Linked DNA regions of Homo sapiens: regions 1, 3 and 4 are each linked to region 2. A link is a loop called in an ENCODE intact Hi-C map of the cell type or tissue named here. Cell type or tissue: heart right ventricle. All regions are shown on one strand.

Region 1 (8,000 bases), 110 kb before region 2:
ATCATGGCAGAAGGTGAAGGGGAGGCAAAGACCTTCTTCACATGGCAGCAGGAAAGAGAGAGCTAGCAAGAGCAGGGAAGACTGCCTTATAAAACCATCAGAGCTCATGAGAACGCACTCACTATCACAAGAACGGCATGGGGGAAACTGCCTTCACGATCCAATCACCTCCCACCTGGTCCCTCCCTCGACACATGGGGATTATAATTCCAGATGAAAGTTGGGTGGGGACACAGAGCCAAATCATATCAAAGTCCGTACTGCATAGCAGGTCCTATACATGGTACTGGGGTTACACCGTGAGCAAGACAGACATATTTACTGCCCTGTCTACACTAACACTTCACCCCAAGCACATAGTCCAGTAGTGGGGACATATAGTCAGCTGGACCATCACAATATTGACTAATAACAGGTGCAGTGCAGGGCAAGTTCAGGGCTTGGGGATCCTATAAAGGCAGGCAGCCCGGCCTGATACAGGGAGGTGGTCAAGGATAGCTTCCTGGAGTGAACGACCCCCTGTACAGAGTGACCTTCATTAAACAAAAGCTTATCATGCATCAGCTTGCCATGGCTCCACAGGGCCCAGAGGCTGAGGGGTGAGGTCCCCAACTCAGCAGGGAAGGCCCTCCCAAGCTACATCCCTTCCACCTCACCCCCATGGGGACTGCACCAGGGCATCGCCAGGTTTCCCTCCATGCCCCATGTATCAGTTATTCATTGCTGTGTAACAAATTCCCCCATCATGGAGGGTTAAACAATAGACATTTGCTACTCTCACAGTTTCTGTGGATCACAGGGCTGGGCTAGGCAGTGCTGGCTGAGGGTCTCTCATGAAGATACAAGCAGATGTCAGCTGGAGGGGTAGTCCTCTGGAGGTTTGACCAGGCCAGAGGATCTGCTTCCAAAGCAGCTCCCTCATGGCTAGTGAGTGCTGGCTGCTGGTAGGAATCCTCAGTTCCCCGCCAATGTGCCTCTTGAGTGTCCTGATGTCATAGCAGCTGGTTTCCCTCAGAGAGAGGGATTCATGAGGCCAAAGCAGAAGCTTAATGCCTTTTATGGCCTAGACACATGCTGTCACCTCTGCTGCACTGACTCCATCATACAGACCAACCTGGGCTCAAGGTGGAAGGACACCACACAAGGGTGTGAATGCCAACAGGTGACCAACATGGACTTGGAGCTGACTGCCACATACTTCATCTGTCCCTAGAGGCTGAGCAGAGCTGTCTCCCTTGGCCTGCTGCTCTGTGAATTCCTCCTGGGTCTATCTCAGGATGAGTTAGGAGCTCCCTGGGGTTCCCATTTCACTGGCCTCAACCAAACCATGGACCCTGTCCTGTTGCAATTGTTTCTCCCCTGATCTTTCTTCAGAATGGCACTAAGACTCAGAGTAAAGACCATGTCTGACTCACCTATGTCCCCAACACTCAGCAGCCAGAGCATGTTTCAGCACAATGTGTGGTTCAATGAGCATCAGTTGAGTGGGGGGATGGATGGATGGATGGGTGGATGGATGGATGGATGGATGGGTGGGTGGGTGGATGGATGGATGGATGGATGGATGGGTGGATGGATGGATGGATGGGTGGGTGGATGGATGGTTGGATGGATGGGTGGATGGATGGATGGGTGGGTCAATGGGCAAGTGAATGGATGACTGAATGGATGGGTAGATGAATGGTTGGATGAGTAGATGAATGGTTGGATGGATGAGTGAATGGGTGAATGTGTGAGTGGGTAGATGGATGCCTAAGTCAGTGAACGGATAGGTGATTGAATAAAAAGATGCATGAATGGACAGACTAAAAAAGGGCTTTTCCCATATTTCTCCTGCAAGGTAATTGCTTGGGATTCTTAGAAATTTTAAGCCAAGAGAGACCTTGAAATTCATCTACAGACACATCCCCAGATCCAGCAATGCCATCATGTATGAACAGGCCTGATTCCAAGAGTTGGTAAAAAGAGTTTCTTTCTCTCCCCATGATCCATCTCCTGGCAGCAATGCCCCCACCTCCTTCTCACATGTGGGCACACATGCATGTGTGCACATGGGGACACACCACAAGGATGCTCACATGCCCCAGACATCAGGACACTGCTGTCATAAAGCAGCCTGCATACCCCCATGTTAGCCTCACTGGGGCTAGTAGTGCCACACAAGGCCAGCTTCCCCTGGCATCTTGTCCTGAGCTGGGAAAGGGCAAGGCCTGGAGATCCCCAGGGAAGTGGGAGGGGAGGATATCCCTGGCCCTTCTCACCTGACCACCTGCTCTGCCATCTGGTCTGACCCAGCTCTCACAGAGCCCTTCCCCCACCCCTCTGCCTCCCTCTGTTCCTCTCCCCAGAGGCCTCTGTGTGGACCCCAGATCCCCACAAACCCTGTGACTAGGGAATTCAATACTTGCAACAGCTTTTGTTCCTTTTAGGAGGATGGGAAATATTCTTTCAAGCAGACCCCCTTACGGGAAGTGCAATAATACACAGCCTCGGCCTTGCTTCCTGCTTTCACCCAAGGTCTTGAGTGAAAGCAGGAAGCAAGCAGCTCATTTCTGAACAAATGGTGAGGCTGGGAACTGGAGTGGTCTGGACTTTGGGGGCCTAAACGTTATGCAATCTGGAGGGCTTATTTAAGAAAAATAACACCAAATTAACAGCTACAAAGTGCAAAAAAAAAAAAATCATTTAGAATGAGAAAGAAATGACAAATTTGTAAAAAGCTGAACAAACCATAAGTATCAAATCAGAAAAATAGCATATGATTCCACAAGTAAGTAACTGCCTCGGCCACCTCTATAATACCCTTTTCCTACATTTTTTTTGGCTGCATATTCTTTGATTGCTTATTTGTATGACAATGATTTCGTAATATGATTTTCCACAGAGCGAATAAAAAATGCTTCAGTCTGTCCTCCAGCACATGTTTTTTGTTTGTTTGTTTTGTTTAAAAGCAGTTTGTTTACTTTTGATGTCTTAGGGAAATTTCTTTCAATTACATGTGTTGTTATTGGCAAGGCCGTATCTGAAATGTCCTCTACAATTTCTTGCCTGGGCAGGGTATCTGTAAGAGACACCAGTTCTTTGACATCATTCACCCTCCTGATGACCACAGTTGGGCAACCAAGCCAACTGAGCCAGGCCCTCATTCCCTCTGGTCCTGGAGGGAAGAGATGGCCATAAAGCCTGGGCACCATGGCCCTGAGCAGGAAGCGCAGCAGCGACTGCTTCATCTTCCTCCTTGGAGCCAAGAGAGAGAGTCAGTGATCCATGAGGTCCACCTACCAGGTTGCCACAGCCCACAGTCCCACTCACAGTCAAGGAGCATCCTTCAGCGTAGGGGCAGGGAAGCCCACGCTGAACTGTGGGATGGGCCCATGCAAATGAAGGGCCTGGAGCTTCAGCGTCATTATCTTCATTGACACCCTGGTGGTGCCTCCTACAAATGCCCAGAGGCTCAGCCCCCAAAGACTCCTCCAGTTTTCCCTTCCCACAGCCTGGCCACCAGATGAGGTCAGAGAGGCAGGCACATGCCTGACACCCAAGGCTGGGCTGAATGTTCTGCTGGAAAGAGAACAGAGGGTGAACAGAGGACAGGCATCCAGGTGAGGGTTGTGGCCATGCCCACAGGCCCCTGAATTTTGAAGAAAATCATTCACAGCCCTAATTTAGGCCTTCAAAACCTGCAATTCCAGACATTCCCATGCGGAGGTGCTCAGTCCAATGGTTGAGGACATAGAGACCTCATTGCAATGCAAGTGTTTCTCCTGGGTCTTTAAGAGAATCTGAGTCGGGCAGGGGCAACCCCACTCCCAGCAGCCTTTGCTAAGCACCAGGGAGGGTATTTATACCAGCTGTGGGAATTGGTAAACGCCCCAATTTTATGGATGTGGGAGAAGCTGCCCATCCCTAAGCTCCCTAACTCAGCCCCCTGCCCTGCCCCCACCACACACACACACTGATCCCACAAATTCTGCCACCACTGGGAAAAGCCAAATGTCTGGGCCAAACTGAGGTTGAACTTTACTCCCAAGGAAAGACTATTGCCCTGGAAGGATGAGAACGGGGCTGAGGAGATCACCACAAGGGGGCAGAGGGCTCAGCTTTGCTTAGACACAAACTTGCCCTGTACTTCTGGAAAGTTCTCTACTACCCCAAGCCTTGATTTCTTCATCTGTAAAATGAGTGTGCAAGAAGACAACATCTCTGGATTGTGCCCAGATCCATGGAGCTACGACAAAGCCAGTCTTAACAAAAACACAGCCAGGATCACCTGTGTCAGCAACCAGCAGGTGCATGCTCCCCCAGCCTTGGACTCAGGCCACTCCTTTGGGCTGAGATTCCAAAACTCTGCCCCTGGTTTACCTCATCCTTATTCGGCACCCAAAACTTGGTCTGTTCTCGCCATACCACTTGCTGTGCCCCGGGCAGGTTATGGGCTAGCTTGATTCCAGAGGCCTGTTCACTGTTTCCACCCACGGGAAATGCTCTAAGCCTCACCCCCCATCCCCCTGGGCTTGCACACAGGCCCCTTTCTCTAGGAGGCCTTTCTTTGCAACCGTGCCCAAAGAGATCCTGACCCTCAGTTTCCTCTGCTGTAAAATGGGGACATTTGGAAGAACTGGGCTTATGTCATCTCATGCCATCCTACATCGAAGAGGTGACAAGATATTTACCATATTTTGTTTTCCTTTTTTTTTTTTTCTTTTTTTTTTTTTTGAGAAGGAGTCCTACTCTGTCACCAGGCTGGAGTGCAGTGGCGCGATCTCGGCTCACTGCAACCTCCACCTCCCGGGCTCAACCGATTCTCCTGCCTCAGCCTCCCGAGTAGCTGGGATTACAGACACACGTCACCACGCCCAGCTAATTTTTGTATTTTTAGTAGAGACAGGGTTTTACCATGTTGGCCAGGATGGTCTCGATCTCCTGACCTCGTGATCCGCCTGCCTCGGGCCTCCCAAAGTGCTGGGATTACAGGCGTAAGCCACTGCGCCTGGCCTGTTTTCCTCTTTTAACAATAGGTACAAGCTGCCAAATGATCCCAGAGCCCACCTGCCTCCTATAGCAGCACATGAAAGGAGCTTTGTCAATGTCAGTCGGGCCTGCCTCTGAACCCTGTTTCTGACCAGCAGTCTTCCTTGTCCCCACTGTCGCAGTGTCCCAGGATGGGGCTGACACACCTCTCATGCCTGAGCCTCGGTGTTGTCATGACCATGTCATCTCTACCACTTAGTGCTGGGCCATCGGGGACAGGGCTTGCCTTTGCACATCCACAGTGCCTCTCAGGGGTTCACTTCGCTGGTGGGGAGATTCTTGAGGATTAAAATGCTCCGTTCCCCCAGTGTTTGATTGGAAAACCCAACAGAGGTGTTCGTCCCCTCCTGATTTCTCTGGACAGATGAAAAATGTGGGTGGTTTCCAGGGGTAACCTAAGCCGGCAGAGGGTGGGCAGGAGGGGTGGGCAAGGAGCGGATCAAGTGACCTATGAAAGGGGACCCTCGCCATCCACCCACCTCCAGACTGGCTGGGGAGGTTTTCTGTGGGATGGGAGAAGAGTCCAGATGTGGCCAAAAGGACTTACTGCCTTTGATATTCTATGCCCTGCTCATGCTCAGTTTCCCCTTTTGCCCTATTTCAGCCTTACACCAGGCAGAAGGCTGTGAGTGTTTTCTCTTAAAAAAAAAATAATCATCACAAACCTCTTTCGATTATGCTCATTCTGTTACCATTGAAGATGTGGGAAGAGGTGTACAAGGCTTTTCTTTTTTTTGCTTTTTTTAACAATAGGTACAAGCTGTCAACTCATTCTAGGGAAACCCCACCTCCTACAGTTTCTGGAAAAGACACTTTAATGTCAAAAGGGAAAATGAGCCTTCTGATGTGGTTGCTTAAATAGCCCCTGACCAATCTAATTTGAATACAAAATGGCCTATATCAATTCATTTATTTTTGCAAAGAAGGAAGAACTCTTCCCAGGAAGCTGGAGGTCTCCATCTCAACCCACAGGGTCAGTTCAGAATCATCCTCCTTCCCCACAGCTGCAGCTGTGATGGGAAAAGGAAGGCTGGCCAGGAGCCAGAGAGTCGTGCTTCAACCTCTGGTGGCCGTGGGAGTGGACTCAAGTACTTCACCTCCCCTCGTGGAAGCTCAATACCCTCATCTATAAAATGGAAGCATCCCTGCTGACTGCAGAGGACGGATTTGCAATGATGACACATCCTCTAGAGAGACATATCCTCTGAAGTCCTGAAAAAATGTGACACAGAACATATTGTGGCAATTTTGACTTAGAGGAAAGTTTAAGTCACCATCAAAATTCTGCATGGATGTTGTCAGGCTGAATAAAAGATCAACACCCAGCTATGTGCTGTATACAAGAAATCCACTTTAAATACACATATACACATAGGTTAAAGTAAAAGGACGGAAAAAGATATAAAGAGGGATGTTTCATAATGCTAAAGTCACTTAACCAAGATATAACCATTCTAAATGTGTACGCAATGAATAAGAGTGTTTCAAAACACACTAAGCAAAAACAGACAAAACTGAAAAAAGAAATGTAAAAATCCACAATTTTAGGCAAAGATTTTAACACTTCTCTCTCACTAACTGGCAGAACAACTCCACAGAAAATTAAGAGGAACACAGACAACTTAACACAATCAACCAACTTGACCAAAGCAAACTCCTAGAAAGGAAAGCAAGCCGATAAAAGACATTGTGGCTTCTGTCTTATTCTCTCTTGAATCATTCATTCTTGGGGAAGCCTCCATCATGTCATGAGAGCACTCAAGCAGCCCTCTAAACAGGCCCATCTGGGAAAGAACTATTACTTTTAGATGTCTGCAGCCCAACACTTTGATTGTAAACTTATTATGAGAGACCTTGATCCAGGGGTGCCCAGCTCAGCTTCTACCAAATTTCTGACCCACAGAACACTGCGTGAGATAATATGCTTATTGTTTCAAGCCACTAAGTTTTGGGGTAAATATTTATGTAGCATAAGATGATCAATACAAAGGGGACAGGAAAAATATCTGAAGAAACAATGGTTGAAAATTTTCCAAATATAATGTAAACTCTAAACCCACAGACCCAAGAAGCCTAAGGAATCCCACGCAGGATAAAAGGTAAAGACAACTACACCAAGGCATATTGTAATCAAACAAGTGATAAAGAGAAAATCTTGAAAGCAGCCAGAGAAAAAGACACATTATACACAGAGGGAAAAAGACAAGAACAGTAACAATTTTCATGTATGGTGCAGCATATAGTCCATCATAATGAATATGAAAAAAGTGTGTATTCTCTCCTTGGGGATGTTGATTTTTATAAGTATCAATTCAACAAAGGCAGTTAATAGGATACTTATGCTTAGCTTTTCCATGTCTTCTCTCAGTTTCTGTCTAGTTGTTCTATCAATTGCTGACAGATAGGTACTAAAATTTCCAATCATATTTGTGGATATTTTTTCACCCTGCAATTTTGTCAAATTTTGCTTCATTCATGTTGAAGATCCATTAACAGATATATATATATAGCCTATTGTATCTTCCTTATGAATGTCCCTTTGCTATTAAGTAATTTATTACATGTGTTATTATGTTTTTTATGAAATGTTCCTCTTTATACCAGTTATTGCACCTTGCCTAGAAGTTTATTTTATCTGATTTAATATAACCCCTTCAACCAACCTTCTTATGCTTATCGTTTGTATGGTATATCATTTTCCACCTATTTACTTTCAATCTATCTGTGTCTTTATACTTAAAATGTGTCTCTTGTTGACAGCAGGTTGAGTCTTCTTCCTCTCTCTCTCTCTCTCAGAATGTTAAATTTTTTAGCATAATTTTATATATAGTTGAATTTAGGTCCATTTGTCTTCTCTTTTATATTCCCCTATGTTTATCCTTTCCTTTTTTTTGTTCCATTTGGTCCTTAATAGAATATTTTTTGAAATTCTATTTCTCTGTTGACTTAATTAACTATGTCTATTTGCC
Region 2 (8,000 bases):
CAGGATCTTCCTTCCAAAGTTGGGCAGTCCCAGGCAAGTGTCCTCCCTCTCTGGGTCTTGGTTCCCCACATAATGGGAATCAAAATAACTGCAGCCCCAGGTCACGGCATGGGCTTGGGGTGGGACCTGAGTGTCCCTCCTCAAACACAGAAGCTTCCTTCTGACCACCAGCGCTGCTCTCTGTGAGATCACATTAGTTTGTTCTCATGCTGCTAATAAAGACATACCTGGGACTGGGTAATTTTTAAAGGAAAGAAGTTTAATTGACTCACAGTTGCACATGGCCAGGGAGGCCTCACAATCATGGCAGAAGGCAAAGGAGAAGCAAGACACATCTTCCATGGGGGCAGGCAAGAGAGAGCATGTGCCGGGGAACTCCCCTTTATAAAACCATCAGATCTCATGAGACTTATTCACTACCACAAGAACAGTACAGGGGAAACCACCCCCGTGATTCAATGATCTCCACCTGGCCCCACTCCTGACATGTGGGGATCATTACAATTCAAGGCAAGATTTGGGTGGGGACACAGCCCAATCATATCAGGGATCCTAACCCCGGAGAAAACAAAGGGTCAAGCACTGCTTTTTCTGCATTGCATTCACTGTGGGCTTCAGACACAGCAGAGTCAGGAGGACTCCTGTCCTTTGACCTGAGGCCAAGAGCCTGCTCTGACCCCTTGTCACCCTTCCCAACTGTGCCCAGGTCAGAAGTCTGTGCCCAGGCCTGCTCCTCCTGGAGGCCCCTCATCCCCAGTAAGAGCCCGCCACGGACTAGACATGTTGGGCTACACGGGCCCTGCACCAGGGCAGTCATCATCTTTACCAGCACAAAAACTCCCTCGATGACAGGGCCTCAGCAGGCCCCAGCCTTGACCCTGGCTTTCACGGTCCATTGGGTTTTGTTATAATTTACAATTTCCACTAGATGGATGGTTCCAAGTTCATTCACTTGTGCCACAAACATTTATGGGACCACCTACTGAGTACCGGGTGCTGTGGACGGGGATGTATGTGACTCACAACTTCATCGGGGCATGGAGAGTCTGTCCACCACCGTCAGGAGCATCGTGAGGAGTTGATGCTGTTCTGGGGACTCCACGTGAGAGCCTCCTGGGTCACTGAGGGAAGAGACACAAAACACAAGAAATTTGCAACCCGGAGGAGACCCACTGTCCAGGAGGGGGACCGGCAGCACCCTCACCCTGAAATAAGCTCCTGCCAATGACATTGGTTAAATCACACCCAGGTTCCCGCGTGGATGCAGATTTAGGCGGCCTGACGTGGTGAGACCTGACCTGGGAAAGTTACATGGCATCGAGGGATCGATTCCCAGTTCTGCCACTCACACTGTTCCACCTTAGACAAATAACTCACTCCCCCCACCCTGAGAAATGGGGCCAGGAACCTGCTGGCGGGTGAGGAGAGTGGGTAGAGTCTGATAAAAATGTTTGTGTTTGGGCTGGGTGGCTCAGCCCACACACAGATAGGGAAGGTGCCTCCAGGCTGGACAGAGAGGAGGAGGAGAACTCCTGGGTCACAGGCAAGCAGCAGCTGCCCGGGGCTGGAAAGGACAGCAGTGGTGGCTCATCCAGCAACTGCATTTTCTAAGCAGTGGGCAGGATCCAGCCTTGGGGTCCCCTAGACAAGGTCACTGATATGGTTTGGCTCTGTATTCCCATCCAAATCTCATGTTGAATTATAATTCCCAGTGCTGAAAGAAAGGCCTGGTGAGGCCAGGCGTGGTGGCTCACACCTGTAACCCCAGCACTTTGGGAGGCTGAGGTGGGCAGATCAGGAGGTCAGAAGATCGAGGCCATCCTGGCTAACACAGCAAAACCCCATCCCTACTAAAAGTACAAAAAATTAGCCAGGTGTGGTGGCACGTGCCTGTAGTCACAGCTACTCAAGAGGCTAAGGCAGGAGAATCACTTGAACCCAGGAGGCGGAGGTTGCAGTGAGCCAAGATTGCACCACTGCACTCCAGCCTGGGCAACAGAGCGAAACTCTGTCTCAAAAAAAAAAAAAAAAAAAAAAAAAGAAAGAAAAAGAAAAAGAAAGGCCTGGTGGGAGGTGACTGGGTCATGGGGGTGGATTTCCTCCTTGCTTTTCTGGTCATAGTGAGTGAGTTCTCACTATGAGTGAGATCCAGTTGTTTAAAAGTGTGTGGCTCTTCCCTCTGTTTTCTCTTCCCCTTTCTCCAGCCATGTAAGACATGTCTGCTTCCCCTTCGCCTTCTGCCATGATTGTAAGTTTCCTGAGGCCTCCCCAGCCATGCTTCCTGTACAGCCTGTGGAATGGTGAGCAAGTTAAACCTCTTTTCTTTATAAATTACCCAATCTCAGGTATTTCCTTATAGCAATGTGCAAATGAACTAATACAGTCACCCTGCAGTTCTGAGGACAAACAGTTGGGCAAAGGCTGACACCAGCACCAAAACCCGCAGGGTGGCCCAACAGCTTCACATCTGTTGTTCACAGGTGGCAAAGAAGACTTGGCCAAGCCAGCTGCCCAGGTGGACAAAGGCAACTGTGACAGGGAAAGCCTGGCCAGCTGCTGGTGGCCACAGGACGTGGGCACTGCAGGGCACTGTAGACAAAAGTGAATTCACACCAAAGGGTCACAGACCTAAATGTAAAACCTACAACTACAAGCCTGGAAGAAAACAGAGCAGAAGTTCTGCAACTTTGAGACAGGCATGAATTCTTAGGTAGGACTCAAAAAGCACAAAGTATAAAAGAACAAAATCATAAATTAGACCTCATCAAAACAGAAATTTCTCCTCAAAAGACACTGCTAATAAAATGAAAAGACAAGCCACAGGCTACGAGACAATATTTCCAAATTGTGTACATTATAAATATCTCTCATCTAGAACATAGAAGAACTCTTACAACTCAGTCATAAGAAAAACAACGCCTATTTTTTAAATACACAAAATTTGAACTGACACTTCACCAAAGATGAAAACAGACAGCAAATAAGCAACTGGATGGCAAACTGAAAAGATGTTCAACAACATTAGAGAGTCAGGAAAGGCAAATTAAAACCACCATACACTTACTAAAGTGGCTAAAATTTAAAACTGACAATACCAAGTGTTGACAAAGATGTGGAGCAACTGGAACTCTCATACCTTGCTGTTGGGAACGTAACACGATGCAGCCATGTCAGGAAAGAGTTTGGCAGTTTCTTATACAGTTAAATGTACACTTAACATACAATCCAGTGATAATCCCACTTCTGGCATGTGCCCAGAAGAAAACATATGTGCACCCAAAGACCCGGATACAAATGTTTGCAGCAGCTTTATTCATAGCAGCCACAAGTGGAAACAACTCAAATGTCCATTAACTGGTATGTGGGAAAGCAAGCTGTGGCATATTCATACAACCCAGCCTTCGTGCAATGGTCACACAATATTCAACAGTAAAAAGGAACTATCTACAGATACACACAACAACATGGGTGAATCTCAAATGCATATGGCAAGTGATAGAGTCACAGGCAGAGAGCTGCACAATGCACACTTCCATTTCTATGACATGCTGGAAAACCACAGGAATAAAAACCAGGTCATTGGTTTCTAGGGGCTGGGGTGGGGGCAGGCGTTGACGGCCAAGGGGCAGCATTGAGGGACTTCTGGGAGACAGCGCTGTACTATGCCTGGACTACAGTGGTCGTTGCACGATTGTGTCTTTGTCAGAAGTCACCAAACTGTAAAAAGAGCCACTTTTGCTGTGTGCTAATTATGGCTCAATAACACTCCACCCAAAAAAAAAAAAAATCACTTCACTCTCCTCATCATTGAAAGTAATGACATTGAAGGAAGAGGAGCAACACTCTTTACGTGGCAGAAATGGTGCTGAACAACCAAGGAGCTGCATTCCCTGTGGTCAGGTACCCAGGGGGCCCTGGGTTCTCTCCATTTTACAGATGAGTAAACGGAGGTCTGGAGGTGCCAGGTCACCCAGTGCCACCCAGGGAGGCTGGAATGGAGTTGGGACTTCCACCCAGGCCTGACTGCAGCATCACCCCCCAAACCACTAAGGCTGTCCTGAGAGAGACCTTGGGGATCAGCAAGCCAGCCTCCTCCTCCCGTTTTCCGGAGGAAAGCATGAGGCTTCAGGGGGCCCGACCCATCCAGGCTCACGAAGAGAGGGACAGAATCAGAATCTGGAGGGAGCCAGGTCTCATTTGTCAGCAAACGCCTTCCTACGACAACCTTGGGAATAGAAAAGACCCCAAGACATGACAGGAACGAGATCCGAGGCCACGTGCAACACAGGTGCACCAGGGTAAGCCCCGCCCCTACCCTCAGGGAGCTTCCAGCCCCATCTGGCACAAGGTCACCTCCCAGACCCTGGGCAAGTGGCAGCCCAGACACACCCAGGAGTACAAACACCTCTCCACAGTCCCCTCCTGGGACACTGGGCCCCTGAGGATGATGGAAGCTGCGGGTTCCCCATGGGGGCTCTGGGGTTACAGCAGGGAGGGAGGGGGACCCATGACATGCCTTAGGCCTGTCCAGGAGGGATTCCAGCCCCAGGGAGAAGGCAAAGACAGGAACGCCGTTTCCAAGCCGGAGAAGCAGTGAGAGTCCACACCGCGTTTCCCGGTCTGCAGGGAAAGGCAACAGCTGGTGGGTGGGTCAGAAACCAGACCTTTCTGGGCTGGCTTCAGGACCTCTACACCCCACCTCGGTTCTGACCAACAGTTATGGGAGTCAGAAAATGCAAGTGCTCAGCTCTTTAGCCCAGGAATTCCCAGCCAGCAGGCAAAGCCCTCGGGAACACACGTGCAAGATGCCCCACCTAGAGGCAGGAATGTGGCTGAGGCATTTGCACCATTAGGCAGGTCTGAATACCTGAGGAGGAGAGCTGCTCCCTCAGCGCTTCCCACCCTAGCTTCCCATCATGGCTGGGCCACCTACCAGCTTCTCTGTGCCTCAGTTTCCTCATCTGGGAATTGTGGATTGCAATCCTATCTACACCCCAGTCTCTAATGGAGATAGTGTATGCAAAGTACATCTACGTAGGCCTGACACACAGCTAGTAGCCGTGTGGCAGCCAGCCCAGGGTTGTTCTTGGGAACATGGGACAGCCCACTGCCTGGAAATTTGGTGGCTCTAGGATTGGCCAGACATCTTCTGTGGAAAACCAGGCGGCCCATGCTAAGACACGGTGGCCCATCGAGATATCGCAGTCTGGGAACCTTTCCGGGCCACCCCTGGGCAGCTCGGACAGTGCCAGGGACCTTGGCCAGCTCATGCCTAGAGGCTCCCCTGCCAGGCTGCCTGCACCCTCCTCGAGCAAGGCCTGGCCTAGATGCACAGACACCCAGAGGGAAGGGGCTCCGGGACAGCAGAGGTTGGGGACAGCCTTCTGAGCCTCTGTTTAGGACCAGCACGATGCTAAGAGGACCTCCAGGACAAGAGCCGGCAGGGACCACAAGCCAACAGGCCTCTGACATCACCAGGCCTCCAAAGTCAGGAATAGATAAAATACATCGAAACACGGTCACAGGGGAACACAATGCTGGGGAGGACACCCTCTGAAGGAAGGAGGGCTCGGCTCTTTTGAAACATGGATGGAAAACTCCAGAAGACAGATATCCTTATTTATGAGGTGCCCCGATCCCTGAGCAGGCAGTAGAACCGGCCAGCCCTCGAGGCCCCCCACTGAGCTTCTGCAAGCTGCATTTCCTGGGCTTCTGCAAGCTGCATTTCCTGGGCTTCTGCAAGCTGCATTTCCTGGGCTTCTGCAAGCTGCATTTCCTGAGCTTCTGCAAGCTGCATTTCCTGGGCTTCTGCAAGCTGCATTTCCTGGGATCGGATAGCACTTCCTCCCCGACTCCCTGGGAGCATCCTCTACAGTGGGGAGCCTGAGTTAACAGAGGCGGCCGCTGAGGCTTATGGAAGTCATGTTCCCTCTCAAGGCCACACAGCCAGACATGGCAGAGCCAGGACTGGAACGTAAGATTCTGATTCCAGTGCTCCATCTCTTTCCCTGGCCCGCCTCCCTGCACATGCAGATTCCACCTACCTAGCAAACCCCCACACCCACTCTCATCACGCCATCAAGGCCCCCACCCAGGAATGGCAAGGTTCATCACCTTGAAGGAACACTTAGATTCCTTCTTCCATTTAAAAAAATTATTTTATTATTATTATTATTATTATTGAGACAGGGTCTTACTCTGTCATCCAGGCTGGAGTGCAGCAGCACAATCTCAGCTCACTGCGGCCTTGAACCTCCCAGGGTTCAAGCAATTCTCCCATCTCAGCCTCCCTAGTAGCCAGGACCACAGGCATACACCACCACACCTGGCTAATTTTTGTATTTTTTGTAGAGAGATGGTCTCACTATGCTGCCCAGGCTGGTCTCAAACTCCTGGCCACATGTGATCCACCTGCCTAGCCCTCCCAAAGTGCTGAGACTGCAGGTATAAGCCACTGCACCCTGCAAAGAATTCTATTGATCTAACTATGCCGGAGTAGAGACAGATCAATATTATACATTGTATTATTTCCTGGGCCCGCCATAACCAATTACCACAGGTGGCTCAGAATTGTGGGAATTATTCTCTCACAGCTCTGGAGGCAGAAATCCAAACTCAAGGTGTCGGCTGGGCTGGGTCCGCTGAAGGCTCTCAGGGAGGGTCCTTCCTTGCCCCTGCCAGCTTCTGCTGGTTCCTGGCGTTCCCTGGCTTATGGCCGCATCCCCCCAACCTCTGCTTCCATCGGCACATGGTCTTCCCGGCCTGTGTCTCTGGATCTCTTCTTCTTATGAGGATACCAGCCATGGGGTCAGGGCCCACCCTGCTCCAGAACTACCCCCTCTTCACTTGACTACATCTGCAAAGACCCTATCTCCAAAGAAGGTCATATTCTGAGGCTCCAAGTGGATGTGAATTTTGTGGGGATTTTTTTTTTAGTTAACACATAATAACGTACATATTCATAGGGCACATGTGATATTTCAATACATGTATATGATCCCATTTCAACAAGTAACGATCACAGCAGGTGACTGGTATGTCCATCGCCGCAAACATGTATCTCTTCTTTACGTTGGGAACATTCTGATTCTTCTCTTCTAGCTATTTTGAAATATATAATAAATTATTAACTGTAGTCCCCCTACTGTGCCATAGAACACTAGAGCTCATTCCTTCTGCCCAACTGTAATTTTGTACCCATTTACCAATCTCTCCCTATTCCCCTCTCCCCGTCACCCTTCCCATTCCCTGGTCCCCAGGCTCATCCACTTTTCCTCAAATGACAGAATTGCATTCTTTTTTATGGCCGTATAGTATTCCATTATGTATTTGCACTTCATTTTCTTTATGCATTCATCCATTGATGGGCACATAGGTTGATTCCATCTCTTAGCTATTGTGACTACCACTACAGTGAGAATGTGGGTGCAGATGTCTCTTTCACATGCTGATCTCCTAGTCTTTGTATACATACCCACTAGCAGAATTGCTGGGTCATATGGTAGTTCTGCTTTTAATTTTTGGAGGAATTTCCATACTGTTGTCCATAATGGCTGCACTATTCTAAATTCCCACTAAGAGTGTATAAGAGTTACTTTTCCCTGTATCCTCACCAGCATTTGTTGTTTGGTTGTTTTTGTCTTTTTGATAATTTTATTTCTATTTTAAGTGGGATGAGATATCTCACTGTGGTTTTGTTTTCTGTTTTTTGTTTTTGTTTTTGTTTTTGTGATGAAGTCTCGCTCTGTCACCCAGGCTGGAGTGCACTGCCACGATCTCCACTCACTGCAACCTCCACCTCCTGGGTTCAAGCAATCCTTCCACCTCAGCTGGAATTACAGGCATGCATGACAATGCCCAGCTATTTTGTGTATTTTTAGTAGAGACAGGTTTCACCATGTTGGCCAGGCTGGTCTCAAACTCCTGACCTCAAGTGATCCACTCGCCTCGGCCTCCCAAAGTACTGGGATTACAGGTGTAAGCCACCACGCCCAGCCCTC
Region 3 (8,000 bases), 140 kb before region 2:
CCACCTCCGTCAGCTCCAGCAGGAGCTCCTGCCAGGTCACCCAGTGTGAAAAGAAGGAATTGTTCCCGGGACCTTTGCTTCCCTTGTCAAAGGTGACTTGAGCCTGAGATACAAGCACAGCCCCTCTTCCCTAAAGGCCAGGCCAGTCCCAGTTCCGTCCACACTCCCAAAGGGGTTGAAGGAGTCGTCTGTGCTGGGGGAACCCACAATGTCTTCCCTGCCAGCAGGTGTGAGGCTTTGCAGCCGTGAGTCCCCACCCATGAGCCAGCAGCTGGCTAGGGCTCCTCCAGGGTCCCACTAATTCCCACCACTTACCCGGTTCTCATTCCCCTTTGTGCCCCACAATACCCAGCACGGAACCCAACCCAGGGTCAGGGGCTCAGACACTTGGCTGAATCGAACTCCCCAGCCCAGGTGAGACCCCCACCCACCCATCCAGAACAGGGCACCTTCCCCTCCTCCCACCTGTCCTCTACCCTGCCCCCGGAGGGTGTCCCCTGTGCTGGTCTCTGGAGGTGGGCCGCAAGTCTCTATGCAGTTGGACACTTTCCTCACCAAGTTCTTGTCACTCTGCCTCAGCCTCCTCCACCCCAGTCACATGACTGAGGGTCAAGGTCTGCCCTCTCCCAGCCCACTGCCTACTGCCCACCTGCCCTGCATCAACCGGCTGGCAGCCCCAGGGTGTAACCTTCTGGCAACTGTGGAGCCTTCTGGAGACCAGCCATGTGGTGCTCGCTGCAGGCAGCACAGCTGGGGTTAAGGGCAGCCTCGGATCACAGAGGTTCCATTTCCGATTTTCCAGAAGTTGCCGATTATTAATGATCATTGTTCTTTCCTTCTGGGGCATAACAAAGCAGATTCAACTGACAACGGAACAGCAGCAGGTCAAGATTCCCACAGTATGAAATGTCAGCCTCTGGCGGCAATGACATTCACCCAGGGGCACTAAAAATAGACGTAAAAACAGAAGCATGCAGCCTCCGGAGGCTGGAGAGGCCAGGTGAGCTCAGGACTGAAATGACACTTGCAGTGACATCTATGGCCCATGGCAAAGCTGGGCTTTTCCTACTTCCTTTTTTTAAAAATTTTTTTCTTGAGAGAAAAAAAGAAAGTGAACTTGAGAAGGGTCAGCCCAGAAGGACTTTGCTTTTTTAAGTCTGATTTTACGTGCAAAATTCAGGTAGAAAGAAAAACTGCCATGAGATATGAGCATGGGGGGCATCAAGTTGGGCTAAATTCACCACTGCTTAGCCCAGAGAGGCGCAGAGGCTGCTTATTATGCTTCCCAGCTCCTCACTGACCCAGAATTGGCTATGGGACCTGGCTGAGGTCAGCACAGACCAACAGAACTCTTCTGACAATAGAAATGCTCTGTACCTGCTCCGTCCCATCTGGTACCCAATAGCTATAGTAGCACTTGAAATGTGGCTGTAGGCTGGGCACGGTAGCTCACATCTGTGGCCCCAGCTACTCAGGGGGCTGAGGTGGGAGGATAGCTTCAGACCAGGGGTTCAAGACCAGCCTGAGCAACATAGTGAGACCCCAACTCTACAAAAAATAAACAATTATCTGTTCTTGGTGATGCCCACCTCTAGTCTGGGCTACTTGAGAGGCAGAAGCTGGAGGGTCGCCTGAGCCCAGAAGTTCAGTGTTACAATGAGCTATAATGATTGCACCACTGCAATCCAGCCTGGGTGACAGGGTGAGACCCTATCTCTAAATTTAAAAAAGAAAGACCGAAACGATGTGACTCTGGCAATTGAGCAACTGAATTGTTAATTTTATTTAATTTTAATTGATTTAGATTTAAAGAGCCATATTTAAATGATGGCTAGTGTCTACTGTACTAGACCACACAGTTTTAGGCTCTGGGGAAAGAGAGCTGCAATTGATTAGCAATGTCTGCCAGGGACGCAGGCTGGGAAGATAAGGCACAAATGCCATATTACAGAAGGACCAGAGATCCAGTGTGATCTGGGTCACCTGAGACCTAAATCAGTGATTCTGGTGCCTGCACAGTTTCAGCATTCAGGAGGAAAAGTGTCTGTGAAGTTTAGTGTCACCCCCTACTCTTCAGTCTCATGGTCTAGTCAGGCAACTGCAAGTCTCTTTACTAGTTTTCTTCCACAGCAGACAGAGGGGTCCTTCCAAAATACCAATGCAGCCATTATCTACCTTGCTTGAAAGCCTGAATCTAATCCTCCAACCATGGCCACCAAGACCTATCCTGAGGCTGTGCCCCTCTGTGGCCTAGGCCCCTCAGTCTTCTCCACCTCCATCCAACACAGACCCCACCAGTCCTGGCTGGTTCTTCCTCTGCTCCACTGCACAGGAAGCTCCAAAGCAAGGGCTTCCTCTTGCACCATCTTAGCACCTCCACCGAAAGCACAGGACCTGAAGAGTCCCCACGGGAGGCTCACATGATTCCAGGAACTCCCAAGTCTACATTATTTTTATGTCCTTCCAATAATAAGACAAGAATCCTTATCGCCCTGTTTTGCAGATGAGGATACTGAGGTTCAAAGAGGGAAAGAGTTTGGCCAAGAACAAAAGAGAAAATGGCATATCTGAGACTCAGACCTGGGTAGATGTCCCTCCCAAACTTGGCCTCAGCACAAGGGTTGCACTGAGAATGGAAATCAGGTCATAGGACACCCAGTCCACTATTTCTTTTACTATTAACTCAACAAATGTTATGTGATGGAAGGGAGGAAGGGGTGGGTGGGTATGTGTATGGATGGGTAGATGGGTGGGTGTGTGTATGGATGAGTAGATGAGTTGGTGCATAGGTGGATGGATAGATAGATGGATAAATGGATTGATACATGGATGGTTGGATGGATGGATGGATGGATGGATGGATGGATGGATGGATGGATGTGTACATGGATGGGTGGATGGATGAGTGTATAGGTGGGTGGATGGATGGATGGATGGATAGATGGATGGAGATGTGGGTGGATGGATAAATATGTAGGTGGATGGCTAGATGGATGGATAAATGTATGGATAGATGGATGAATAGATGAATGGATCAATGGGTGACTAGATGGATTGATGGATGTGTATATAGATGCATGCAAACACACATGAATGAATGCAAGGGCAACAAAACACGGTAACAAGTCATGAATAGGGAATGGGATGAGGTCATCGTCCACCTTTCTCTTAACCATATTCAGGTATATCAGAAAATGAGGTCATGTGAAAAAATTATTTGAGACTTTTGTTTTTAAAGAGATAAAGTAGCTGGCAAGCTGTGCGTATGGAGCAAGCCCTGAGCTGTGTGAGGGCCTGCTCCCCCCACTCCTCCCCTGCCTCCACTCCCCCCACTCCTGCTGGCTCACTGAACCCCTCCCTAATGCTGCTTTCCCATGGGAAGGCTGAGAAGCAATAGCAATTTCTTCTGAATGGAACTCTCCCCTGAGCCAAAGAGTAAACAGGAGCCAGCAAAGAGCTCAAGTTGGTGTGTAACTGCTCGGGCGGTGATTACATAACCAGGACATACCTGGGAGAGGCACTGATCCAGGGGATTTTAACAAGCAAGTGGGGAGGGCTAGCGTGGGAGGCGGGCAGGGGGAACGCCCAGTGCAGGAATGGCCGTGCAGCTACCTGGCCTTGCTGGGAACTGGAGCCGGCTTGCTTGGGGAGGAAGGACACTCAAGTGTCACTTACTGAGAGCCTTGTACCATGACAGTCCTCTTGCATGATTCCTTTGTTTAATCCTCACAAGGGCACTACAGAGTGGGCTAGTTCAGCTATGTTCCCTTTGATAGATGAAAAATTAAAACTAGACACAGAGAGGGGTAGCCAGGCAGCAACTGTGTGGTGAGCTGGGATAGCCCCAGACTGGCTCCAGGGACTGCAGGGTAGACCGAGCTATAAGGCTGGTGCTTTCTCTTCTCCTCTCCCTTCCCTGCCTTGCTGTCCTCCTTCCCTCCCTCCTTCCTCAATTCCTGCCATCAGATCACGTGTCCAAATATTCTTCCAATTGTCCACCCATCCACCCACCTGGTGCCCAGTGGCTTTTCCCTTCTCTCCACAGTAGTGGACCTGCATCAAGAAAGGGACCAAAGGGAAGCAAGATGCAGCTGCTGCCTGCAGAAGGGCTTTCTGACAAGGACGGGTGATGTAGAAGCATCCACCTGCCACAGGACATAGCTTGAACACTTCGGGTGCTGAGCCCTTCCTGCCTGTGGGATACTGAGCAGTTTTGCAATGATTTTCTCCTTTCACCCGCGAGACGGCTCCAAGTTCAAAGCCATTATTCTCCTGTGGCAGAGAGGAGACTGAAGTCCAGAGAGGTGGGCTCAGGGTCTCATGGGAGCCTCAACCTTGGGACTTGGAGGTCAGGGAGGGCTTTCCAGAGGGGGTAGCCTCAAGCTGGCAGAGCAGTTCAGGGTGGGGGATGTTTTTAGCCGCTAGAGCCTTGGGATGGCGAAAGTGGGGAGAGGGTCCTTTGCTGCCTGGCATTCGGCTGCCCCACTATCCTCCAGGAGGAGGGGACTTGGGAAAGCCATGGCGCACCCAGGCAGAGCCCTGGCCAGGCTGAGGACAATTGGCCCAGAGCAGTGGCTTCAGCCCTAGAGCATGGTTGCAGAGTGAGACCATGCACACTGAGACCCTTCTCTGTGTCTCCCCGTCTACAAAGGGAGGGTGAAGTGAGACAAAGCGTGGAAGCTGTGTTGGCACCTGGTGAGTTCTTAGAGGTGGAGGTCCCTGTGGATGCTGCAACTGATAATACGTATCTCCCCAAAGTCCTGCAGGAAGGGCTGGAGCCCAGCCGACAAGCAACAGGGGAGGCCTTGCGCCCAGGTGTTCTTGCCTGCCTGGGCTGTCTGGGGCAACCAGGTCCAAACGGGGTGTCACCCCCAAGGGCGGGACTAGGGTACAAGTCACATCATGAGGGAGACCTCCCTTTCCCACGGCACCCCAGAGCTGCCAAGCGCCACGCTGCCATTGCATAAGCCACCGACCTGCCACCGCTGGCTGCCCCGTGCGTTGCCACGTAAATAGAACCCTGTATTTACCTACCCTGGGGAAGGGACAGGCCTACCTGGTGGGCGGGGAGACAGCAGCTCAGAGGCCTCCAGCTCTGATTTCTGTTCTGCTCCAAGTGCACACACATCCTGTGCCCAGGAGCTGGGCTTGGGTGGGGGTGCACCGGCAGAAGGGGCCAAAGGAAACTCTGCGTCCTGGGAGCATGGGCCAAAGGCCTCTGGGTTGCAGGCTCAGGTTGCAGCCACCAGCTCTGGGCGGGGGAGACCAGACTTGCCTTGCAGGCTACGGCCATATCTGAGCAGCAAGCGTCAGATGGCACTGATGGCCCCAGAGACCTCCCTGCTGTTGGCACTGGTCAGCTGCACAGGAAGGACAAATGGCCATCTGCACAGCCAGGGCCAGAGCCCAGGAGTCTCCAGGAGCCAGCCATGGGCACAGCCCCACCTGTAACAACCATTCCTCCAGAAAGCCAAACTCAGTAAAGACTTATTTTGTTGTAAAGAAATATAATACATGTTTTAGCTTTAATTTCCATAACATTCTAGATGTTCCTATTCTTGTTTTACACAGGAAGAAACTGAGGCACAGAGAAGTAAATGACTGATCCAAGGCCACAGAGCTAATGGGATGATAGAGTCAGGATTTGAACTCAGGTTTCTCTGACCCTAAGTAGTTATTCCCAATAAGTATGCTGCCCCTGTATTTCATCTCAGTGTTTTCATCTACCAAGTAAGAGCAGTCATATAATCCAAGACACAGCATTACTCTGGGCTCTGCGATGAATAATGGTAGCCTCGTGGCATCTGTCCATAGATGCTTGGCTGGATCAATGAATGGATAGGTGAATGGACAGTGGGACAGGTGGGCAGATGGATGGACAGAGTGCCACATTTATGAGTGGGGTGAGAAGATGGCAGGATGGATAGATGGATAGGTGGTTAGAATGATGACCGATAAGCAGATAGACTGGTACATGGACTAACAGGTGGATGAGTAGATGAATGATGGATAAATGGTTGGATGGGTGGATGAGTGAATGCGTGAGGACTAGAAAGGTAAACACAGATAGGTAGAATGGATGGATGATTGAAGGAGTGATGGGTAACTGGATGGATGGATGGATGGATGGATGGATGGATGGGTGGCTGGATGAATAGGTAAATCGGTGGATGGAAGATGAATAAATGAGTGGGTGGACATGTAGATGGATGGTTAGAAAGGGCTTTGAATGAATAACTAACAGTTGGATAGAGGAATAGATAAACAAGTAAATGAATGGATCAATGAACAGATGGACATGTGGATGGCTACAAAGATGGTTGTAATGAAGGCTAGAAAGATGAATGGCGAGATGGATGAGAAGTTAAGTGGGTGAGTGGATGGGTGGCTCTCCTTCCAATCTAACTCTAGTTGGAGAAGAGACTCTCAAACATCCAAAGCCTAGGCCAAACTGAGAGGGAGAGCACCCATACTAAAGGGTCAACCATATCAGCTCTGTGGTGTGGACGTTGCCTGAAGACTGTCAGGTCACCTCACGGAGCCTGTATCCTTGGTGCTGTGAAACAGCCCTGTGGCAGGTGGAAGGAGTGGTGGTGGCCCAGGCAGGACCCTGGCCAAGCTGTGGAGGCTGCTCCTTTCTCTCCTCCTTCAGTGCCAAGCCAGGGCTCCTACGTCACAGCTACCAGCATAGCCCCTGCCATTCTTCCCTCCTCCCTCTCAGTCAGGGCAGCTACAGGTAGACCAGTAGCTCCTTTTCCCACCCCACTAAAGAAGCCAGGGGAGAGCTCTGGGCAAAGACAAGGGCCTGGGGACGTCCCCAGATCTGACACTGACCTGCCATGTGATCGGGGAGGTGGCACTGCCAGTACCTGATCTCTGCTATGAGCAGCAGTCAGACTGGAGTGGAAATACATGGCAGAGAAGCTTGGAGTTACTTTGAGGCAGCCAGATGGAGCCTCCTCAGCCCCTGGTCACAGTCCCTGACACACCCCACTCAGAGCCCCAGGGATCTCTGGACCCCACTGGCTGGGACCATCACCCAAGGCCCTTCGGACTTCAGTGGACTGAGATTCTGGCCCCAGAAACTGAGTCATCCCAGCCCGGAAGGGAAAGGCAGCGAAGCGAAGAGAATAAGCTCAGTTCATCTGGGCCCGAATCTCCCTGGCTAAAGGTGTCCCAATGGACGTGAGCTTGCTCGAGCCCTGCCACTCTCTGGATATCATGTTTCTGTCTCCACCTGGAGCCCATCTGGGAGGCTGGCATGGGTGAGGGATTTGGTGATTTTTTTTATTTTATTATTATTTTTTTTGAGCTGGAGTCTCACTCTGTCACCCAGGCTGGAGTACAGTGGTGTGATCTTGGCTCACTGCAACCACCACTTCCCGGGTTCAAGCGATTCTCCTGCCTCAGCCACCCGAGTATCTGGGATTACAGGTATCTGCCACCATGCCCGGCTAATTTTTGTAGTTTTAGTACAGACAGGGTTTCACCATGTTGGCCACGCTGGTCTCAAACTCCTGACCTCAAGTGATCTGCCTGCCTCGGCCTCCCAAAGTGCTGGGATTACAGACGCGAGCCATGACTACTGGCCAGACTTGGCGATTTTTACAGGACAGGAGTCTAGGGGATCCTGGGCCTGGCTTGGAGGGGCTGCAGAGGACATGGAAAGGATGTAGGAGCCACGACGTGGCAAGCAAGCCCCAGAGCCGGGGCCTGGGAGCAACTCCCACTGAGCATGGGATGGGAGGAAAGGGGGCAGCCCCTGGGAGGAGGGGACCCAGGTAGGCTGAGGGGACCCAGGTGCCTTCAGAGAGAGCCACATCCCCTTCTCCAGGCTTCTGGTCTTTTCAGAGAGAGCCCCGTCCCCTTCTCCAGACTCCTCTGCTCGCAGGACATTTGGCCAGTGCTGACCTCTGCTCACAATGCTGCTGCCATCTCAGGGCCACCATGGGGTCCCTGTGGGACTCCCTCCGGTACCCTAACTCAGAGGCCTGGGACAG
Region 4 (8,000 bases), 80 kb before region 2:
GGGTGGGTTTCTTTAAGCCTCTCAGAAGTTCTCATTTCACAGCCAGCTGACATGCACATAAAGGAGCAAGACTTTTCCCAAGGAAATGTCTCACACAGCCAGGGCAAGGCTAGTCACCCCCACAGATGCCTGTGATCACTGCATCAGGCCTGCTGTCAGCTGTCCCGCTGGGAGGGCAAGGTGCCCATCCCCTCCTGGCCACCAAGGTGTTTGTTTCTTTGGGTTTCTACCGATGAGCCAGGGGCTGCTGATTTTCTTGGCTGTTTCTAAGGCCAAGAAATGTGTCGGGCAGCCTCGGGTACTGAGGCAGGCCAAAAGAGTTCGGGTGCCAGGCCCCAGACATCCAGCCCAACTGCCCAAGGCTGCTTGCTCCCAGTCACATTAGTGACAGCCCATCCCTCACCATGAGCCCTCGCCAGGCTCTGTGTGAAGGGCCTGATGCATGAGGTCTCATTGCAGCCCCACAGGAACCCCTCAAATTGCTATCTTTATGCCCATTTTGCATATGGGAAAACTGAAGCTCAGAGAGGTGAAATGACATGCCCAAGACCCCACTTCTACAAAGTGGTAGAGCTGGGATTGGAATGCATGTCTTTCTGGCCCAGTATCTGCCCCCTTCACCATGCTTCTGCCTCCTGAACTTAAGTCACTAAGAGTTATTTGCCAGCGACTACTACATGGATAGCCTCCATTAGGAACAGAATGGGGACAAGCATGATCCCAGTCCTGAAGAAACTTGTGGCCTGACTGAATGAATAAGCGAAAAAATGAATAAACAAATGAATGATGTGGAGCCTCTGACAATAAACTGATTGAGTAAGTTTTCCTTCTTTGGAATCCTAGTTGCTCTAAATCGGCAGAATCCTGAAAATATTTAAATGTGCTTTTGGATCTGCCTGAGCCTTAGAAAAGGGCTTACTCAAGTGTCACGTTTTGGGGATAAGGCCCAGAAACAGGGACCAGGAGGCATGAAACAGGGCAAGAGGACAAGCCCATCTGAGGGTGTGTCTTACAGCTGGCGCTGCTGCAGAGTGCACACCTCGCCAGCATGAGTCAGATGGCTGAGAAGCTCCCAAAGGCACTGCAGCAGAGAACCCCAGAGCAGAAAGGACAGACTGTGGCAGCAGGAGTGGGTGTTGTCAGATTTTTGCCCCCATGCAGCCAGCTGTCAGCAGAAGGGCTGCAGTAAGGAAGGTGGAGATGATTTGAGGCAGGACACAGAAAGTGTCCAACACAAGGCCCACTGGTGCATTTGTTCATTCTATCGATGTTTATACTAAACCAGATGTTGGAGACAAATAGATATGAGATGGACTGATGGATGGATGGATGGATGGATGGATGGATGGATGGATGGATGGATGGAAAGGCTGGTGATGGAGCCCAGATTCCTCTGCTATTAATAGCCCAGGCACCTCTGCACTGGGAATGAGTCCAAAAAACAAAAGGAGATCCTGAGCCAGGTTGGAGCTGGAAAACCAACAAGACACCCTGAAACAAATCTTTATGTCTGATGCAATTGGCTTGGGGGCTGGGAGGTGGAAGGTGGCCTTCAGCCAGGAGACATAACTTATCTCCTGATGGGCCTACAGAAAAGCCTCCCAGCTCTGGAGCATGTGGGCCAGGGTTTTAATCTCGGCTCCCTTTCTTTGAGGCTGGCTGCATTACCTTGAGCAAGTCACTTGAATTCTCCAAGTCTTGTTTGCCTCATATATAAATGAGGATAGTAGGAGTTCCTGCCCTTGGCCATCTCTGCTGCAATTGTGTCCCCCTGTGGAGGAACTCTCATCTCGTGGTATACCTGGCAGCCCCTTCTCTGGGTGAAGAAACTGGACCTTGAAGTGCAGAAAGTTCTCTTAAGATCCCAAGATCATATCCCAGACTAGAATATCTGGTCACCAATTCTACCACTAGTCTACAGTGATAGATTAATGGGTAGGCCAGTGGGATTTGGAGCCCCAGCTGTGATTCTGAATATGACATGGGCTACTCCAAGACACACATGGAGTCTTTAAGAATACCCCATGGCCTGCTCCAAGTCTGGATTCATCTGTATTCTATTTACACCTCCAGATGTTGACCATCACTGAGTGGAAGGTGGCTACATCACCAAGGGGCATAATCCAGAGGTGTTCTTAGAAAATGAGATGAGCTGTCCACTTCCCAAATGGAGTATGCCAAAGGCACTTATGGACTGGGAGCCCTGCAAGGGGAACAAGAGCCACTCCCATTAAGGCAGAAAGGTAGGGAGGGAGAGATGAGTTTGTTAATTGATCAATTGATTGGCTATTGAATTGGTTAGTTGGTTATTTAATTGGTTGGTTGGTTAGTTGGTTATTTAATTGGTTAATTAGTTAGTTGGTTGTTAGGTTGTTTAGTTAGTTGCTTATTGAATTGGTTGGCTGATTGGTTAGTTGATTGGTTGGTTGGTTGGTTGATTGGTTGGTTGGTTGGTTGGTTGGTTGGTTGGTTGGTTGGTTGGTTGGTTGGTTATTTAACCGATTGATTGGTTGGTTGGTTGGTTAGTTGGTTGGTTGGTTGGTTGGCTGAATGGTAATTTAACCGATTGGTTGGTTGGTCCAAATGGTAAAAGTGATCGTCATCCCTGGAGTTTGCCAGACTGGCTGCATCATCAATTCATTCCTTCATAGTCAGGCAGTCATTCATTCAATGCATTCTGACTGCCTCCTGGGTGAACATTCTGGTAGCAGTGAAGTCTACCAGCTCCCACCCAGGTACAAGCAGTGTGTGGAGCCACAAAACCAGATTCTGTGAATATAGACAGCCTGTCTGCTGCTTCCCCCTGTGGCCTGGCCCAAGTCACAGGGAGTCAGCCCAAGTGGTCAAGCTCTGAAGCCTTGATCATGTGCCTATCTCTCTGGGGCTCAATTTTTTGGTCCATGAAGAGGGGGCAACATGGGCCTCTCTCTTCCAGGGCAGCTGTAAGGGCAGAGGAGATGGTGCCTGAAGCTCTCTGGGCTCACAGACGAGTGCTCTGGGTGGCAGCAGTGGAAAGGACCTGCTCTACTTGAAGGAAACCTGGAAATTGAGAAATGCTTCCTTCAAAAATGATTTTAGGACTGTTGGCAATGGACCCTGTGTTCATTTCCTGGGGCTGCTGGAAGAGATTGCCACAAACCAGGTGGCTTAAAACAACAGAAATTTGCCCTCTCACACTCCTGGAGGCCAGGATCCTGAAATCAAGTGATACAGTTTGGCTGTATCCCCACCCAAATCTTGAATTGTAGCTCCCATAATCCCCACATGTCCTGGGAGAGACCTAGTGGGAGGTAACTGAATCATGAGGATGGGTCTTTCCTGTGCTCTTGTGTTGGTGAGTAAGTTTCACGAGACCTGATGGTTTTATACAGGGGAATTCCCCTGCACATGCTCTCTCTCACTTGCCTGCCGCCACGTAAGACACGACTTTGCATCTCCTTTGCCTTCCACCATGATTATAAGGCCTCTCCAGCCCCGTGGGACAGTGAGTCCATTAAACCTCTTTTTCTTTATAAATTACCCAGTCTCAGGTATGTCTTTACTAGCAGCATGAGAACAGATTCATACATCCAGTGTGGGCAGAGCATTCCGCATGCCACCTCTGCCCCGCCCCACCCCTGGCAGCTCTTGGGAGGAAACTTCCCGCCTCCTTCAGCTTCTGGGGGCTCTGAGTTCCACGCCTTGTAGCCACATCACCCCCATCCCTGCCTCTGTCTCCACATGGCCTTCTTCTTTGTGGCTGGGTCTTTTCTTTTGTCTTTCCCAAGGACATTTATTGTATTTACTGTCCCCTCCCCCAATATAGGATGACCACATCTCAAGATCCTTACTTAACTATATCTGCAAAGACCCTATTTTCAAATAAGGTTACATTCTGAGGTTCCAGGGGGACATGAATTTTGGCGGGAACACCCACTATAGACACCCAGGCAGGGATGGGCAAGTGACCCACCCAGCGGCCTGGAGCCAGTAGGGGACCACCTACTCTTCCACTAGGCACAGCAAGGTCCCCTCCTGGCCCATCCAGGCTGACAGCCCCAGCCCCCAGCTCCGTGGCTCCTGTTGCTTGTGGGATGCACCATCCCCTCCCAACAGCAGACATGGAGTGGGGCAAACTTGAGTGGTCCTCGGTGGGTGGAAACTGCCAGATGGAGTGAGTATGAGCTACACAGCCACCGACAAGTGGGCATGGTGGTCCACTGCCAGGCATCAGGAAAGCAAAGTCAGACAGACCTCCAAGCATGGGCAAACCTTGGGGTCAGTCCGTAAAGAGAGGCACGGTTCCTTCAGGTGGGCCTGGTGGCAAGGTGGCCACTGCAGACAGAGAGGAGGGCCCCTGCAGAGCCAATGGGCCATGTGCTCAGAGCTGGTGGTGGGTGCAGTGTCCACACCAGGGAGAGGAAGGGAGATGAGAGCAGAGATGTCACCAGGATGCTAAGCTAAGGCTTTGGGCTTGATCCAGGGATATTCAGGGGAAAGGCAGGCTCAGAGCCTCTCACGCCATCCTTCGGCCACCCCCACTTTGGAGAATGGATGGGGACTAAGGCAGGGAGACCCATCAAGAGGCGATGTCTATGTGAGCCACACTGGGTTGCTGCCAGCACGATCCAGGATCCAGCAGGGATGGCAGGCAGGGAGGAATAATCCCCTCGGGGGACCACAGTCCTGTCTGCATCTGGGGCTGGGGGTCCTGGAGCCCCCAGGGCAGGAGGGCGGCACATGGATCATCTCCTGGAGACAGGCCCTGGCTCGGAGACACGAGCCCCCATCACACGCCGAGCACAGCCACGACAAATAATTCACCGGAGAGACTTCCTCCACAAGGGGGAGAAATGCCCAAAGGTCCCTTTGTCTTAAAACATTAATGTCCAAGTTTAAATTGGGTTGGGGGACGGAGGAGGGGAAGAGGGGAAGGCGGGGGCAGCAGAGCCGTCACTGGGCATCATTCATAAGCCACACACTGGGCCCTTCATCGGGCCCAAAACTCACCCTTGTGGCTACGCAAAGATTTATTGAAGCCTCAGCGTGGGCTCATTTATTTTCCTCCAAACTGATTTGAAAAGACCGTTTGCATCTGCCCTGGAGAAAAAAAAAAAATGTGCATATTTGGCAAACTTTGTTTGAAAAATCTGCTTGTCCCCAAAGAAGTGACTTCGTGTTTGGTCGGGGGCAGGGGCTGTGTGTGTTGGGGAGGGACTGGGGCTTGCTCCTTCCCTGTCATCTGCCGGCCAGGGAAAGCACCCAGAGCATGAACTCAGACATCCTCTCCTGCACACTGGGACCTACAAAGCCGTTACATGCGGGCCCTTTGCTCTGAGACCAAGATCTCCTTGTGACTTTTTCTAGCTCTCTCGGTGGCATCTGTGCCCAGACAGCTACAAAGTGCAAAGAAAAGTGTAAAACAGAGTATGGAAAAATAGACAATAATAAATTCAAATATCAGCTCACTTTGAGAAAGGAGTAAATGCTCCATTTGCCCCCTTCAGAAAAGAGAAATGTCATTCATGAATAAACCTTGACCCTCTTCATAACCTGAATATACAAAGAGCTCTTACAAATCAGTAAGAACAAGAAACACAATAATAGAAAAATGGACAAAAGATGTAACTGGGACATTCATAAAAGGAAAGTGGGATCAGTAAATACAGGTAACAAAATGTTTCACTTACCAATAATCAAACTTAAAGCATTCCTCCAATCAGTGTAAGCATAGACAACTAAAATATCATTTTGCACTTACCAAATTGGCAAAGGTGTGAAAGAACAGTGGTGAAATTTGGAGAGGAGAGGTACAGGTGGTGGGACCTATCATGGTAACCCCTTTGTGGAGAGCTCATTGACAACAGGTATCCACAACTCAGACCTAGGCAAGCTCTTTGACCCAACAACTCCATGGAATTCAGAGGTTTGGCTCCAAGGGGCATGAAGCCTTATCTAAACTCCCAGAGCATGAGACTGGCTCCTTACTGTGGTCTCCAGGCATGCACTTGCCCCTCAGCGGGCAGCAGCCCTGGCCACATGCAGCCTTGCATTCCAGGAAGCTGTGGACACGTGCCTCTCCCCGACAGTGGATGGTGTCTGGGCTCTGGGTCTGGTGGCTGCAGAGACTCCTGTGAGCGGTGGGTGGAAGCCACAGGGAGCTTGCACTCGGGTCTGGAGGAAAGTCCAGGAACCTTGGAGAGCAAGGAGCCCAGCCAGCTGCAGGGAGGCAAGCAGAGCAGGCCTTGGTCTCCTTCGACACAGATGCCTCTGCACAGCCTCACCTAAAGCAAAGCTCATTCCCCCAAGATTACGGCAGCCCCACCTGCCACCCCAGAGTCGTCTACCCCTGCAACAATGACCTCAGAACCTCAGTGCTGGAAGGACCCACAGAGAACACCCATGCCAAGCCCCTGGCTGACAGATGGGGAAATAGAGCAGTGACTCTCTCAAGGTTGTCCCAGCCATGAGTCAGCGTCAGGGGCCTGACAGCCTCAGACTCTCAGACGTTTCCCAAAAGGGATCACCAGAGGCCACGTGTCACCCTGCTGTTCACAGGGGTTCTCAGGCCACCAGCTCCTCCCACAGTGTGGCCCTGCCTATCAATATAAATGTGTCACTCATGAACGTTTATGCTCAAGTCCCCATTGCTTGGGGACACAAGGGAGACTGAAGTAGACAGGCTTCTGCCCCACTAGTGGGAAATGGCACCATGTCCAGGCCGACGGAGCCCAGACAAGGGTCTGCCCTGGTTTGGAAGGTCAGGGAGGACTTCCCTGCAGAGAGGTTGGGGGCTGTGTTTGAAGGAAGAAGAGGGCCTATGTGGGGTCTCCAGGCAATGGAAGACCCTCCTGAGGCGACACCTCCAAGCCAAGCTCTGCAATCTGGAGTGGCTCCCTTACCTGCGACTCCGCGGGCACACCCTCCTGAGCTCCTGCTACGCACCTGTGCATCCAGCTGTCCACAGAGGAGCCTCCCTGCCTTCCGATGGCTGGTGTCACCACAGTCTTGCCATGAGCCTGGCACCAGAGAGCTCTCCACACACCTCTATTCTTACACAGTTCTCATCAGATTCATTTTACAGATGAGAGGACTGAGACACGGAGTGTTGAAGTTTCCCAGGGTCACGCAGCTGGGAAAGGGGAAGTAAGAATTTATCTGGCTCTAAAAGGCATTCTCTCTGCCCTGACGTCTCCTGCTTCATGGTCCCTGCCAGCCCTCCTGGCTGGACCTCTAGGTCTATAGCCTGCAAGTCTCCGGGATCCGATAGGCTCGGAGTGAGGGGGCACCTGTGCCCTTTCTCTTCCCCGCCACCTCGCCACAGGCTCCCCACCCTCCCAGGCCCGCAGAAGGGGGCTCCTTATGGGAAGCCCACCTGGATGCCAGCCATTCAGGGGTGGAGGCTCTTGGGTGCACGCCCAGGAGCCCACGGGTGTGGAGCAGGCCCCGGGTGTCTCGTCAATCCTGTTTCAAGCCATTGGCCTTTCCCATGGAAGATGTTGAGGAAGACAATAAAGACAGCGACCCAGGGCAGAGGTGGGAGGCGGCAGTCAGGAGTGGAGTGGAGAAGGGTCTTGGGTGGGGTGGGGAGCATGGAGGGAAGTGGTTGTCCCTTGGGGTAACAAGCACCCACCTCTGCCAAGCCTGAGAACATGGTCGGCATTTAGTAATTGCTTGGTGATTAAGATTACCCCCTGCCCCGAAAAAGAGGCACATCCACTATGTACGTGATGGGTGTGACTAAGGAAGGTACTTGCTCTCTGATACCTCCTACGGCAGAGGACGATGGGGAGGGCCTGGGCCCAGGTCAGGGGGTGGACACCAGATCCAAAGGCCGGCCCCCAGCACCAGCTGCAGACCTGTATACAGAAGGCACTCAATACTTGCTTGTCAAGTGAACGCGTAAGCTAGGTGCACCTGCCCTTCTTCCCCACAAGGGGATGGCAGTTTATTCACCACTGAGTCCCGAACCCTGTGCCTCACGCAGAGCCTGCACACGGCGGGTGCCCAGGAAGCCCCTC

Evidence for each region. A loop is a pair of places that touch in the nucleus more often than their neighbours do. Peaks named below come from ENCODE experiments on the same cell type or tissue, not always from the same donor. Only the 100,000 strongest peaks of a DNase experiment are listed, where the experiment ranks them.
Region 1: a loop joins it to region 2, with 2.1 times the contacts of the local background. A loop is called at or near these places in 7 of 110 quality-filtered maps.
Region 3: it touches region 2 in a loop (2.3-fold over the local background); 11 of 110 quality-filtered maps call a loop at or near these places.
Region 4: it touches region 2 in a loop (2.8-fold over the local background); 19 of 110 quality-filtered maps call a loop at or near these places.

Annotation. Positions count from the first base shown.
Region 1 is chr11:69,236,970-69,244,969 of GRCh38, reverse strand. No RefSeq gene overlaps it. Among named protein-coding and RNA genes, the nearest start is that of MYEOV, 53 kb to the left of the region's middle. In heart right ventricle, a CTCF peak has its summit at 4,078 (motif pointing right); a DNase peak (open chromatin) is centred at 4,089; H3K27ac peaks cover 473 bases.
Region 2 is chr11:69,128,556-69,136,555 of GRCh38, reverse strand. No RefSeq gene overlaps it. Among named protein-coding and RNA genes, the nearest start is that of SMIM38, 23 kb to the left of the region's middle. RefSeq lists an enhancer at 436-485. In heart right ventricle, CTCF peaks have their summits at 4,624 and 4,837; DNase peaks (open chromatin) are centred at 4,805 and 5,125; H3K27ac peaks cover 1,892 bases.
Region 3 is chr11:69,270,267-69,278,266 of GRCh38, reverse strand. No RefSeq gene overlaps it. Among named protein-coding and RNA genes, the nearest start is that of MYEOV, 20 kb to the left of the region's middle. In heart right ventricle, no CTCF peak of the experiment used is centred here; no DNase peak of the experiment used is centred here.
Region 4 is chr11:69,208,999-69,216,998 of GRCh38, reverse strand. No RefSeq gene overlaps it. Among named protein-coding and RNA genes, the nearest start is that of SMIM38, 57 kb to the right of the region's middle. RefSeq lists an enhancer at 7,544-8,000. In heart right ventricle, CTCF peaks have their summits at 4,612 and 4,821 (motif pointing right); no DNase peak of the experiment used is centred here.